Regions from separate parts of the Homo sapiens genome. Here region 2 is linked to region 1. A link is a contact called in ENCODE Hi-C or POLR2A ChIA-PET data. All regions are on one chromosome and are shown on one strand. Each heading gives the region's core, a stretch centred on a gene start or an enhancer-like site at or near the end of the contact. The rest is flanking DNA. Distances are from core to core; before and after follow the strand shown.

What was found. Hi-C counts contacts between places; a loop is a spot of excess contacts on that map. ChIA-PET counts read pairs that join two places held with the same protein, here RNA polymerase II (POLR2A). Pooled maps may share reads with other maps.
Region 2: a pooled map shows a loop between it and region 1 (3-fold over the local background). The contact joins the enhancer-like site here to the promoter of PAFAH1B2 in region 1. A Hi-C loop is called at or near these places in 4 of 50 pooled maps. POLR2A ChIA-PET finds 5 or more read pairs at or near these places in 8 of 52 experiments (A673, BJ, HepG2 and 5 more).

The regions. Positions count from the first base shown.
Region 1 is chr11:117,141,786-117,149,168 of GRCh38, forward strand. It overlaps PAFAH1B2 (platelet activating factor acetylhydrolase 1b catalytic subunit 2), which reads left to right and starts at 2,502. Exons shown (of 6, transcript NM_002572.4): 1 at 2,502-2,633. RefSeq lists a silencer at 2,712-3,031 and an enhancer at 3,582-3,761.
Region 2 is chr11:117,015,635-117,023,017 of GRCh38, forward strand. The region is part of intron 1 of SIK3 (SIK family kinase 3); the gene reads right to left. It also overlaps the pseudogene RNY4P6. Among named protein-coding and RNA genes, the nearest start is that of SIK3, 79 kb to the right of the region's middle. RefSeq lists an enhancer at 5,426-5,535. Within about 2 kb of position 4,068, at least 7 of the 41 ENCODE cell types and tissues checked have a DNase peak (open chromatin) inside an H3K27ac peak, as active enhancers do; they include A673, where a contact is called at or near this core.

The sequences.
Region 1 (7,383 bases), core at 1,252-3,751:
AAAGAGGACACAAACAAATGGAAGAACATTCCATGCTCATGGATAGGAAGAATCAGTATTGTGAAAATGGCCATACTGCCCAAGGTAATTTATAGATTCAATGCCATCCCCATCAAGCTACCAAAGACTTTCTTCACAGAATTGGAAAAAACTACTTTAAACTTCATATGGAACCAAAAAAGAGCCCGCATTGCCAAGACAATCCTAAGCAAAAAGAACAAAGCTGGAGGCACCACGCTACCTGACTTCAAACTATACTACAAGGCTACAGTAACCAAAACGGCATGGTACTAGCACCAAAACAGATATATAGACCAACAGAACAGAACAGAGGCCTCAGAAATAACACCACACATCTACAACCATCTGCTCTTTGACAAATTGACAAAAACAAGAAATGGGGAAAGGATTCCCTATTTAATAAATGGTGCCAGGAAAACTGGCTAGCCATATGTAGAAAGCTGAAACTGGATCCCTTCCTTACACCTTATACAAAAATTAATTCAAGATGGAGTAAAGACTTAAATGTTAGACCTAAAACCATAAAAACCCTAGAAGAAAACATAGGCAATACCATTCAGGACATAGGCATGGGCAAAGACTTCCTGACTAAAACACCACAAGCAATGGCAACAAAAGCCAGAATAGACAAATGGGATATAATTAAACTAAAGAGCTTCTGCATGGCAAAAGAAACTACCATCAGAGCGAACAGGCAACCTACAGAATGGGAGAAAATTTTTGCAATCTACCCATCTGACAAAGGGCTAATATCCAGAATCTACAAAGAACTTAAACAAATTTACAAGAAAAAAAACAAACAACCCCATCAAAAAGTGGGCAAAGGATATGAACAGACACTTCTCAAAAGAAGACATTTATGCAACCAACAGACACATGAAAAAATGCTCATCATCACTGGTCATCAGAGAAATGCAAATCAAAACCACAATGAGATACCATCTCATGCCAGTTAGAATGGCGATCATTAAAAAGTCAGGAAACAACAGATGCTGGAGAGGATGTGGAGAAAGAGGAACACTTTTACACTGTTGGAGGGAGTGTAAATTAATTCAACCATTGTGAAAGACAGTGTGGCGATTCCTCAAGGATCTAGAACTAGAAATACCATTTGACCCAGCCATCCCATTACTGGGTATATACCCAAAGGATTATAAATCATGCTGCTATAAAGATACATGCACACGTATGTTTATTGTGGCACTATTCACAATAGCAAAGACTTGGAACCAACCCAAATGTCCATCAATGATAGACTGGATTAAGAAAATGTGGCACATATACACCACGAAATACTATGCAGCTGTAAAAAGGATGAGTTCATATCCTTTGCAGGGACATGGACGAAACTGGAAACCATCATTCTCAGCAAACTATCACAAGGACAGAAAACCAAACACCGCATGTTCTCATAGGTGGGAATTGAACACTGAGAACACTTGGACAAAGGGCGGGGAACATCACACACGGGGGCCTGTCGGGGACTGCGGGGCTGGGGGAGGGATAGCATTAGGAGAAATACGGAATGTAAATGACGAGTTGATGGGTGCAGCAAACCAACATGGCACACGTATACCTATGTAACAAACCTGCACGTTGTGCACATGTACCCTAGAACTTGAATAAAAAAAAAAAAAAAAAAGAAAAATTACTTGACATATCTTGACATTTTAGGCTCCCAGGATTTTACAGTATTCTTAACAGGTTTTGTCAGCAAAATCAACCCCCACCCCCGCATCAGTTTAAGAGCCCTGGAAGGCTCTGCCTATTCACCAGCATAGAGCTGAGATCCTTAAAGGGCCAGTTCAGGGCACTGCTCCAGCAACCGTTGCGCTGCTATAAGCTTGAGCACATCTCTTGCCCCTCCTCTCTACTTTTATAGATCCTGCATTTATTTAGCATATAATCTTTTCAATATTGACTTTGTATATGTATGTCTTCCCCTAAACTGGATGTATCTTTTAAGGAAAAGCCTGGGGTTCGTCATCCCCCTATGTATCACCTTTACAGGCGGTCACCCAAAATCTCCACATTCATCATAGAAACAGAAATTCCACTAATAAATGTCAGGTACTGCCTCCTTAACCTTGGTCCGCTATTTCCCTCCCACTTTCAGCAGTCTGGTTTATTCCATGGGTGGAAGAGGAAGCCAAGTTGGCTGAGTGTGAAGGGAATGGCGTCAGTGTGACTTCACGCCACATCGTCCCGAATGCCAGCTCCACACTGCGGTGGCACGAACGCAGGATTGAGAGATGCAGCTGGAGTAAAGAGAGAAGCCCATGTCCCTCAGACGCCACACAAAATGGGGGTAACCGCGAGAACAAAGCAGGGTACCCAACGGGGTGTGGCGGGACACCTGGGCGCACGCCGCCAGCGCCCGGGAGAGCGAAGGCGGGGAGAGAGGAACCACGCTGAGGCGTGGCAGGATGGGGGCGGGACTTCCGGAAGCCATTTGGCTGAGTGGCAGGGGAACCGGAAGTGGAGGAGCTGCTGCTGGTGCTGGGGCCGGAGGAGGGACGCGCCGGAGCGGGACCGACGGGACCGAGCGAGCGACCGACGCGCCACCCGCCGACGCCTCAGCCGCTTGGGGCCCGCACGGACCCTCTACTTCAGTGAGTGCATCCAGGGTCGCAGGGAACCGGTGGCTTAGAGGCGGGGGTCGGAAGGGGCTGCGAGGTGTTATTGTGAGAGGCCCGCGACCTCCCCTCCCCCACCCTTGCGGCCCCTCCCCCCACGCCGCCCCATCCACTTGGGGGGGGCCTCGCGAGCGCGCGCCTTCTCTGCGGGCCCAGCGTCGGCTTCCCAGCAGCCGGCGCAGCTAGTTTTCGCTCTGAGAGCCCTTTCCCGATATTCCATACCGAAAGCTGGCGTTTCTCCTCAGCCGCCGGCCGGCGCCTCCACGGCCTTTCCCAGGAGGGTAGCGCGGCGGGCGCCCCGCCCCGCCCTGCCCTGCCCTGCCCTGCCGGGCCCACCCGCGGTAGGCCTTGCGCACCCCAGCTCGCCCCGGCTGGGCGCTGCAGCTCCTGCCCGGGTCTCCGCTGCTGCCTTTTCCCTTTATCACAGGGGTCTAACTTCTCACTCTTCTCTCCCCTCGCGTCTGGTCGGAGGCCAAAACCAGTTACTCCGTTGTGTTTTTACCGAGCACTTTTCCCTCCTCCTTTTGTTGAAAAATTTCAACTCTTTAGAAACTTCTCCGTTGCCTCTTAGGATGTGTTTATTCAAAAGTTGCATAGACCGTCACCACTCGGAAGGGATTATTTCTTGGAAGGCTTTCCAGCCCCCATCTCATCTTAGACATGAATGTGCTCGGAGCGGCTGGTGACCTGCCCAAGGTCAGCCAGCTAGATAAACCTGTCAGCGGAGAGGTTTGGGGGGATGTTTTTTTCCTGGCTCACCGTCCGTTTGCCAGATCCGTGCCTTCTGGTCTACAGGTTTGATTGACCCGTTGCGTGGTGACTCATGCTTCTGCTTTTCATAGCTCGCAGGCCAGCGTTGCTTTTCAGAATTTATACACAAACAAGAACTAACACTCGGAGCTTTCGCCTCTTTGTAGAGCTTACCCGTAGAGAAAGGAAAGACCACCCGGATCCACCCTAGGACCTCATTTTGTACAGCTTGAAATTATGGGAAGGGGTTGGGCCGGGGGTAAAGGTGTGGAGAAAGTGGAAGGAGAAAGTGCTTAATTAAGATTGTCTTTGCCTTGGATGTGCCTTGTGTCTTTGGCTTCTTCTGGGCACATTGTTCTGACATAAAGGTTGCCTCCTTGTGGGGGAGAAGGGGAGGATTAGTTTGTTGGCTTGGGCATTTGATCATAAATTATGGAGGTGCTGGACCGGAGGAACCACCCACCAGCCCACGGAGGCTACCGGGCATTCAGGATAAGGGCCGCCTTCTTCTTCAGAATAACCATACCCACTCCCTCTGAAACAAAGTGGAGAGTCTTAGGTCTGAGTGGAAACTCTAAATCTTTTAATTCTTGGTTCAACTTTCTTCATCTGTTTTCCTGGTTCAGACTAAAACATCTAACTCAGCTGGAGAAGTTATAACGCTTTGTTGTTGGACGTGGTTTCTCATTAAATACATTGCACTATGCTGGTATAAGCACTTGGAAATTCTAGTGCTGTATTGTCATAGTAAGTAGAGAATATAGAAAAGGCAGGAAAATCGTGCAAGTCGGTTACTCCTCGTCTTCCCAGAGAACTCACTTTAATGGACAACAAAGCTTCCCCTGGAGTACAGTCTGTTGTGGCAAATTAACAAAACTTGTTCTTCAGACCTTTTATTTGCATTCTGCTTGGTCTTTCTTTCTTTTTTTTTTTTTTTTTTTGTGTGTGTGACGGAGTCTCAGTCTGTCGCCCAGGCTGGAGTGCAGTGGCGCGATCTCTACTCACTACAACCTCTGCCTCCCGGTTCAAGCTTATAGGCATGTGCCACCACACCCAGCTAATTTTGTATTTTTTTTTTTTAGTAGAGACGGGGTTTCGCCACGTTGGCCAGGCAGGTCTTGAACTCCCGACCTCAAGTGATCCACCCGCCTCGGCCTCCCAAAGTGCTGGGATAACAGGCGCAGGAAACCCAAAGTCACTCAGAAGTTTGCGTCTTACCACTGGGTAGCTCTTAGTTCGTTCTTATTTTATGTGTCCATAAGAGCAGATAATTCTTCGTTTCAATTGGAAAGAATACAACAGCTGGAGCCTGAGCAACATGGCAAGACCTCGTCTCTACGAAATTTAAAAATTAGCCATGTGTGGTGGCGTGGGCCTGCAGTACCAGTTACTCTGGAAGGAAGAAATGGGAGGATCACTTGAGCCCAGGAGATCAAGGCTGCAGTGAGCTGTGTTACGCCACTTCACTCCAGCTAACGACTGACTGAGACCCTGTCGGGGTAAAAAACAAAAAACAAAACACAGCCGGCTGGGTGCTGTGACTCATTCCTGTAATTCCAGCACTTTGGGAGGCCAAGGCAGCAGGATCACTTGAGCCTAGGAGTTCAAGATCAGCCTGAACAATATGGTGAGATCCCCATCTATTGGAAAAAAAAAAAAAAAAGGTCAGGCAGCTATTCGGGAGGATCGCTTGAGTGCAGGAGGCGGAAACTGCAGTGAGCCATGATTTCTCCACTGTGCTTCAGTCTGGGCATCAGAGTGAAGCCCTATCTCAAAAAAAACAAAAAAAAAGCCGGCCGGGCGTGGTGGCTCACGCCTGTAATCCCAGCACTTTGGGAAGCCAAGGTGGGCGGATCACCTGATGTCAGGAGTTCGAGACCACCCTGACCAATATGATGAAACCCCGTCTTCACTAAAAATACAAAAATTAGCTGGGCATGGTGGCAGGCACCTGTAATCCCAGTACTCGGGATGCTGAGACGGGAGAATTGCTTGAACCCGAGAGGCGGAGGTTGCAGTGAGCCAAGGTCGCGCCGTTGTACTCCAGTCTGGGCAACGGGAGCGAAACTCTGTCTCAAAAAAAGAAAAGCCAGTTTAATTTTTATTTTTGAGACAGGGTCTTGCTCTGTCCCTGAGGCTGGAGTGCAGTGGCGCACCACCACCCCCAGCTAATTGTTGTGGTTTTTGTAGAGACACAGTTTCACCATGTTACCCAGGCTGGTCTCAAACTCCTGGGCTCAAGCAGTCCACCTGCCTTAGTGTCCCAAAGTGCTGGGATTACAGGCATGAGACACTGTACCCAGCCACAACAGTTTCTCTGATTTCCAAATTGTTTTAATCCTCTATATGCATAGTCTTCTAGGTTGTGCATTTCCAGCTTTGTTCTTAAAGAGGAGATTGTGTGAGTTTGTGGCTCAGTTTTTCTTTTCCTGGTGTTTAAAAATGTTACCAAGCCATGGGCATCAGTAAAACTGAAAGCTGCTTTGTAATAAGATTTTGATTGACAAAATAATACAAAATCAGAGTCAGAAGACACAAAGAAACACATTTCTGCTCAGATACTTTGCCATTGTAGGGGAAGAAGGATCACCTTGTATTCATAGCTATAGACAAAAAGACTGTGTAATTAGGAATATTTTGTGACCTCCCAGTTCTTCCTGCCTTGTAGCTTCAGATAAGTGACATTTTGTTCCTCGGTTTCTCTATGTGTATGCTTTTTTTATTTTCCCATGAAGAAATTTAGGGTTGAGATGGAAGTGTTTTGCTCAGGGTATCAGAATGCCATTAAATTTGGGTAGTAGAAAGTATAAGTGAAACAACTTAGTAAATTAGAATTAGAATTTATCTTTTTTCTTTTTTTTTTCTTTTTTTTTTTTTTAGATGGAGTCTTGCTCTGTCACCCAGAGTGGGGTGCAGTGGTGTGATCTCTGCTCACTGCAACCTCCACCTCCTGGGTTCAAGAGATTCTCATGCCTCAGCCTCCTGAGTAGCTGGGATTACAAGTATGTGCCACCCAACCTGGCTAATCTTTTGTATTTTTAGTGGAGACAGGATTTCACCATGTTGGCCAGGCTGGTCTCGAACTCCTGACCTCAGGTGATCCTCCTGCCTCGGCCCCCCCAAAATGCTGGGATTACAGGTGTGAGCCACCATGCCCGGCCTCTATGTAGTCTTTTCTAATCAGAACATAATATCATTTGCTCAAGAGTAGGCTTTGGAAGTCTGTCACTCTGGTTTCAAATCCCACCTGTCCTGTGTTGTTTACCAGCTCTGCTGTCATGGAGAAGTTTCCTTAGGTCTCTTTGAGCATCATGTTTATTTAAATAACAAAGCTCCTAGCACAGGGTCTGGTAAATAGTAAGTTCTTAATAAATGTTATTTTAGATCAGTTGTTTGTCTGTTGGATGAACTCTGAAAATCCATGCCTGTTTATTGAATTGTAGCTCTAAGCTGGGAGTGGTAGTGTGTGCCTGTAGTCCCAGCTACTTGGGAAGCTGAGGCAGGAGGATCACTTAAGCCTAGGAGTTTGAATCCAGCCTGGACAACATAGTGAGACCCTTCTCTTATAATAATAAAGAGATCGTATAATTTATATAGATCATTGGTCTTGAAAGAGTGTGTGTATGCACCTCTGGGGATGCATAAGATGATCCATTGGAATATAGGAAAAAAATCTCAGAACATTTATTTACTTAGAGACAAGGTCTCACTGTCACTCAGGCGGGAGTGCAGTAGCATGATCACAGCTCACTGCAGCCTCCACCTCCTGGGCTCGAGCGATTCTCCTCCCTCAGCCTCCCAAGTAGCTGGGATTACAGGCACGCACCACAACACCTGCCAATTTTTTTTTTTTTTTTTTTTTTGTATTTTTAGTAGAGATGGATTTCGCCTTTTTGGTCAGGCTGGTCTTGAACTTCTGACCTCAGGTAATCTACCTGCCTCGGGCTCCCAAAGTGTTAGGATTACAGGCGTGAGC
Region 2 (7,383 bases), core at 2,818-5,317, 120 kb before region 1:
CACAATCTCAGCTCACTGCAACCTCCGCCTCCTGGGTTCAAGTGATTCTCCTGCCTCAGCCTCCCAAACTAATTACAGGCATGTGCCACCATGCCCAGCTAATTTTGTACTTTTAGTAGAAACGGGGTTTCACCATGTTGGCCAGGCTGGTCTCGAACTCCTGACCTCAGGTGATCCGCCCACCTCAGCCTCCCAAAGTGCTGGGATTACAAGCGTGAGCCACCGTGCCCAGCCTACAACCACTTTAGAAAAATGTTTGACAGGCTGGTCCTATGGTAGTGGGTTATCAGAACTTATTAACTTTAGTGTCACTAAAGTTGGTATACAACCCCCCATTGCTAAATTTGACTGGCTTTTAAAAAAGAAAAAAGTTGGGCAGTAGCTAATAAACTGAAGATAAAGAAATCCTGGCTAGGCATCATGGTTCACATCTGTAATCCCAACACTTTGGGAGGCCAAGGCAGATAGATCACTTGAGGCCAGGAGTTCAAGGCAAGCCTGGCCAATGTAATGAAACCCCGTCTTTACAAAAAATACAAAAATTAGCCTAGTGTAATGGTGTATGCCTGTAATCCCAGCTACTCAGGAGGCTGAGGCAGGAGAATCGCTCGAACCCAGGAGGCGGCCCTTGCAGTGAGCCGCGATCACGCCACTGCACTCTAGCCTGGGCGACAGAGAGAGACTCTGCGAAAAAAAAAGGAAGGAAGGAAGGAGGGAGGGAGGGAGGGAGGGAAGGAGAGGGAGGGAGAGAGGGAGGGAGGGAAGGAAGGAAGGAAGGAAGGAAGGAAGGAAGGAAGGAAGGAAGGAAGGAATCCCATGACCTATCTATTTTTGGGTATATCCCCAACACAAATATGTGCTGAGATGTGCCAGAATAAACACATAAGAAAGTTCTTGAGCTAAGCACAGTGGTTCATGACTGTAATCCCAGCTAATTGGGAGGCTGAGGCAGCAGGATAATCTGACACCAGGAGTTCAAGACCAGCCTGAGCAAAACAGCAAGACCCTGTCTCCGAAAAAATTGTTTTAATTTAAAAAATAAAATAATGTTCTTTATGTTAATTAGTTAGGTTATGGTAATCACTGCATAATGTATATATCTATCAAGACATCATGGCGTATACCTTGAATATACACAAATTTTGTTAACTGTACGTCAATAAAGCTGGGAGGGTGAGGAAATGTTCTCAGCTGCAAATTCATAGTATCCCCAAACAGGAAAACACCCACAAATGTCCACCAACAATAGAATGAAGAAATAGTGGCATATTCATGCAGTGGAATACTATACAGCAATGAAAAAGAACAAACTACTGCTACACATAATAGAGAAAAATATAAAACAGGATGTAAGAAGCTGATACAACAGAATACATATTGTGTAATGCCAATTATATAACGCTAAAAACTAGGCAAACTATATTGTTTAAAGATGCTTGTTTAGGAAGTAAATCAATAAAGAAAAGCAAAGAATTAGCTGAGTGCAATGGCACGTGCCTATAGTCCCAGCTACTTGGAAGGCTGAGGTGGGAGAATCACTTCAGGCCAGGAGGCCAAGGCTGCAGTAAGCCATAATCATGCCACTGCACTCCAGGGTGACAGAGCAAGATTCTGTCTCTAAAAAAATAATAATAAATAAGAAGAAGAAAAAGAAGTGAATATCAAAAAGTTAGCATGTTGATTGGACACAGCACACAAAAAGCTGGCTCCTAGGCATGCTAAAAATGTTCTATTTCTTGATCTGTGTGTTGTATATAGGAGTATTTATAACAGCTCATTAAGCTGTGTATTTTATTATACACTTTTCAGTATACCTCTTTTCTTTCAAAACAAAAAGGTTTTTGAAAGTGCTAAGCACAGGCCTAGTACATAGTAAACATTCAATAAAACAAATGTTTTTTTAAGGCAAGATACTATCAAATTGGTGTAACACACATTGAAAGAATCAAAGTACCTGTGAGTATGAAGAAGTCACACATGAAGTAAAAGTCATTTACTCCTGATTAGGTCATCATTCTAGTAGAAAAAAAACTGGTTATACAACTCCTTTGCACCTAAAGGAGGTAGGATCTACAAATCCTATAAATGAGAAAGGTCGTATGGATTTCAATTAGCTACTTGGAATTGAACAAATTAATCTCTATAAATCTCAGTTTCCTCATCTGTCTGAGAAAATACCTGTCTAGATAGCTTATCATGAGGTTCAAATTAAACAATATTTGTAAAAACACTTTATGAATGGCAAAGTACCAAATGTATAGCATTATTAATATACTATTACATGACATGATTTTAGATATAAATAAATCGAGCATGAGAGGAAATACCATAGAACATGAAAATACGAACACTTCATATCCTGCTTTTCATTTAGGATTTGGAAAACACGATGTCCCTAAATTGGTATAAAATCTTCGGGGGTAATATGAGAACAGAGGAAACCCCAGATAATGTGAAAATTGAGTAACAGCTTGGGGGGAAACCCGCAGCTGATATCTCAACACAGTTGTCCCTCGGTATACTGGGGGACTGGTTCCAGGAAGGACCCCTGAGTACACCAAATTACACACACACTCAAGTCCTGCAGTCCCCCGAGGAACCTGCATATACAAAAAGTTGGCCCTCTGTACAGACAGGTTTCACATCCTGCAGATACCACTGTTTTGATCAGCATTGGGATGAAAACAAATCCACATATAAGTGGATTGTTTTAAAAAGAAAAAACGCAGCTCAAACCTGTGTTGTGCAGGGGTCAGCTCTACAACAGCATTCACTAATTCTGACCAAATGACAGTTCCAAAAGAGAACTCCACCCTTAAAATACTGTTGACTTCATCCTAAACTGGATTATCTTTGATGGCAGGAACTAATCTAAATCATCTTCATGAGATGCTTTAGGTGTAACACAAATGGAACAGGAAGGAAAGAGCTCCAAACCAGCCTAATTAACTGCAGTCCACAGCAAGTGGGCAAATGTTGCTGGGAAGGAGGCAAGAAGAAGAAATGCTATGGCCAGAACACTCAGAAAATGGCAACTCTAAACAAGACTGAATTATTGTATCATTGTTTTTATTTTATTTTATTTATTTTTTTTTTTTGAAACAGTTTCACTCCGTCACCCAGTCTGGAGTACAGTAGTGCATCTCAACTCACTGAAACCTCCACCTCCTGTGTTCAAGTGATTCTCCTGCCTCAGCCTCCTGAGTAGCTGGAATTACAGGCGCCTGCCACCATGCCCGGCTAATTTTTGTATTTTTAGTAGAGAAGGGGTTTCACCATGCTGGCCAGGCTGGTCTTGAACTCCTGACCTTAGGTGATCCACCCGCCTTGGCCTCCCAAAGTGCTGGGATTACAGGGTGAGCCACTGCACCTGGCTTTTATTGTAACTTTTTTTTTTCCCTTAGAGACAGAGTCTTACTCTGTGGCCCAGGCTGGAGTGCAGTGGCATGATCTCAGCTCACTGCAACCTCCACCTCCCGGGTTCTAGCAATTCTCCTGCCTCAGCCTCCCAAGTAGCTGGGACTACAGGTGCACACCGCCACACCTGGCTAATTTTTCATATTTTAGTGGAGACAAGGTTTCACCGTGTTGCCCAGGCTGGTCTCGAACTCCTGAGCTCAGGCAATCCACCCACCTCAGCCTCCCAAAGTGCCAGGATTACAGGGTGAGCCACCGCACACGGTCTTTATTGTAACTTTATTTTTTTCAATTGTAACATTTTAAAGGAAATGTATATATCACAGAATTTCAGAAAGGGAATGGACACCAATACAAGTACTAATTTTACAAATGAAGAAATGTGAAGCCTCAAGAGTAGAACTGACCTACTGGTTACAGTAAGTAGCTGTTTTATGAGTAAATAATTACTAAGTAAATTTTAAAAGTAAAAGTCTTGTAATAAACAGTCACGGCTCATTAACAAAGCTCCATAAAAACTGAAATCTCCTCATCTCCTGCCAATATTTAAACTTGGCAGTCAACCCCTTCTTTTTTTTTTTTGAGACAGAGTCTCGCTGTTTCCCAGGCTGGGATGCAGTGGCGTGATCTTGACTCACTGCAACCTCTGCCTCCCGGGTTCACGTGATTCTCCTGCCTCAGCCTCCTGAGTAGCTGGGACTACAGGCGCGTGCCACCACGCCCGGCTAATTTTTGTATTTTTTAGTACAGACGGGATTTCACCGTGAATCCAGGAGGCGGAGGTTTCAGTGAGTTTAGATACACCACTGTACTTCAGATTGGTCAACAGAGAGAGACTCCGTTTAAAAAAAAAGAAAAAAAGGAAGAGAAAAGGAAAGCAAATAAAACAGTTTATTGATACTATTGAGCCATAAGGAGCTACACTATTTGTACTTGAAAGATAACAGCCATTCAAAGCTGTACCTTCCCCAAAGAAAAGCCCCACCTCAACCACATCAACTGCTACTAGCTAAATAAAAACATACAACCTTCCAAACCCGGGGTTTGACGAATGAGCCAGATGAAACTACACATTCATTTGCTCGAAAAAGTAAGTGTAACAGCCAACTCAGCCGTTTATCAGAAGGCACAGGCCCTTGAGAAGAGCATCATGGGTCGCGGTGATATTTGTATGTGTATATGTGCATATATATATACACATACATATATCTCCATGGTTCCTGGCTTAAAGCTCCTATATAACCCTTGTAATTTCCTAAGTGACTTTGGTTAAAATACTGTATTCGGCCTCTTGCCACTGGTTCCTGAACAGCTCCAGAGTGATAAAAGCAAAAGACAGTCTTTTGCTATTTATAACAAGCCCCTTTCAACCACACCTGAGCTTATGTTAATGAGATGATTTTTGCAAAGTCCCTAGATAACCACAGGACTGGTGGCCAATTGCCAGGGGAATCAACCCTGTGCTCATACAGTTAGAACTCAAAACCCCACCCTCAACCTCCAGGGAAAGGAGAGGGGCTGAAGGTTGCACTGATAACCAATGGCCAATGACTTAATCAATCATGCTTACCTAATGAAGCCTCCATAAAAACCTAAAAGGGGGCATCCAGGAGAGTGAAGAGGAACACATCCACTTGCTGGGAGGGTGAGGCACCCCAGCTCTACCGGGATGGAAGCTCCTGCGTTCAGTACTCTTCCAGGCTTTGCCCTGGGTATCTCTTCATCTGGCTGTTCACTTGTGTCCTTTAAAACATCCTTTCTAATGAACTGGTCAGTATGTTTCCTGAGTTCTGTGAGCCACTCTAACAATTTCATGGAACCCAATAAGGGGATATTGGGAAACCAGTTTATAGCCAGCAGGTCAGAAGCACAGGTAAAACCACCTGGAGCCTGTGACTGGCACTGAAGACTGGGGACAGACTTGTGGGACTGAGCCCTCAATCTGTGAGATCTGACGCTATCTCCAGGTAGACAGTGTCAGAACTGAACTGAACTGAACTGCATTAGAGGACACCAGCTGGCAGCTGCTGCAGAACTGGTTGACTGCTTGGTGTGTGGGGACACACTCCCACACATTTGGTCACAGAAGTATTTTGTGTTGAGAGTACAGGAGAAACCAATTCTGTTATTCCTATATTCTAGGAGTCATCCACAGTCATTCGAGCAGTTTCTACACGAGAGAAGAAAGTCTACTGCATCGTAGTAAAAAATAAACATTAAACCTTCAGAACTATTTGCACAAAAGAAAAATGGAATCACAGGTCAGGTGGGGAAGGAGTGGTGCTTATCAAAGGTCAGCCACTTAGTACAAATTTGCTAAACTGCCTTGGTCAGAGCACATTGTCAGAACCCCACTCTTTCCACAGAATTTTCCAAACATTAACCCATGTCCGTAGCACGCTGATGAGGTAAATGATGTTTTACAGATAGGGAGGAACAAAAAAGTGAGGGCCTGGCTGAGCCAATATTCTCTCTGCCTTTTAGTTAGCATACAGATCTCTGTTTATTATTCTAGAAAGCTGTTCTCAATTTCACACATAGGGGATTATGTTTTAAGATGTAAAGTCTATATAAGGGCTGCTTTGCTTACCACTATCTTTGTCAACCATTATCAAAAACTCCATTAATTAAGCTAGGCACCATGGTGTGCACCTATAGTCCCAGCTACTCAGGAGGCTGAAGCAGGAGAATCCCCTAGGAACTCGAGTCCTGTCTGGGCAACGTAACAAGACGTCATCTCTAAAAAAACAGAATAAAATAAAATAAATCTGGGCACAGTGGCTCACACCCAACACTTTGGGAGGCCGAGGCAGGAAGATCATTTCAGCCAACGTGTTTGAGACCACCCTGGATAGCACAGTGAGCCTCTGTCTCTACAAAAAAAAAAAAAAAAAAAAAAAAAAAAAAAAACCTAAAAATAACAAAATAACAAATAAAAAATAAAAATAATCCATAAATTAGTTAAGAAACCAGCTTTTGAGCACCTTCTACCTGTAACAACAGGCCTGCCTACAAAGAAAATATTAGTTTTAAGTAAATCCTACTTTATTTTATTCTACCCATTGCTACAGAAACAAAGATCTGATCATTTTGTAGTTGGGTATGTCAAAATCTTTTTATTATACAAGTAAATGTGTCTAGAGATTGACTGGAAAGAGGCACAAGGGAACTATCTGGGATATAGAGATTTTCTCTATTGATTAAGGTGGTGGTTATAATAATTCATCAAATCTCATTAAACTGTATATTTAATATCTATGCATTTCCTGGTATATAAATTTTACCTAAAAAGTTTAAGAGTCAAAGACAATTATTTAATAGTGAAACCCCTGAGTTGGGAAACACAAAGGGTAAACCCCATATAATTAAAAAAAGACAAAAAGCCTAACTGAAAAAACATATTCTTTCCTTTGGTCTACATTTCAACTTCTGTGTACTGATTAATTCTTGAAAAATCAAATACCCATGGGGCTTTCATAACACCACTAAGCAGAAAGGAGAGGGTCTCAGGGCAGAGTGGACACTTTCATCTGCCTGTGAGCATATAAACCACATTCATCAACTAGAGCTGCCCCATCCATCAGCCAAAGCAAAAACAAACTGTCCTTGTGTCAAAACGCAACATAGAAAGTCACCCTGTGATATCTCCTCTGAGACGGGTTAAGAGAAGAAGAAATGAATTGAAATCTCATTTATAACCACACGGCCTAAATTAGTCTCTCATAGTCATCAATGAGATGCTTATCAGATTGTGGAGGGCAAGGGAGGAAATGTGAAGAAGTTAAAAAAAAAAAAAAGGTACAAATGTAAGTAACTAATATTGTAAGTGAAAAACCCACTTCCATCTTACCACACAGGTTTATTTTGTTCAGAAACAAACGCAAAGTGAATACATAACTGGATCTATTTCAAGGGTTAATATAATAAAAATACCTTTACTCTGGAAGCAAAAAGAGTTCCTTCTTG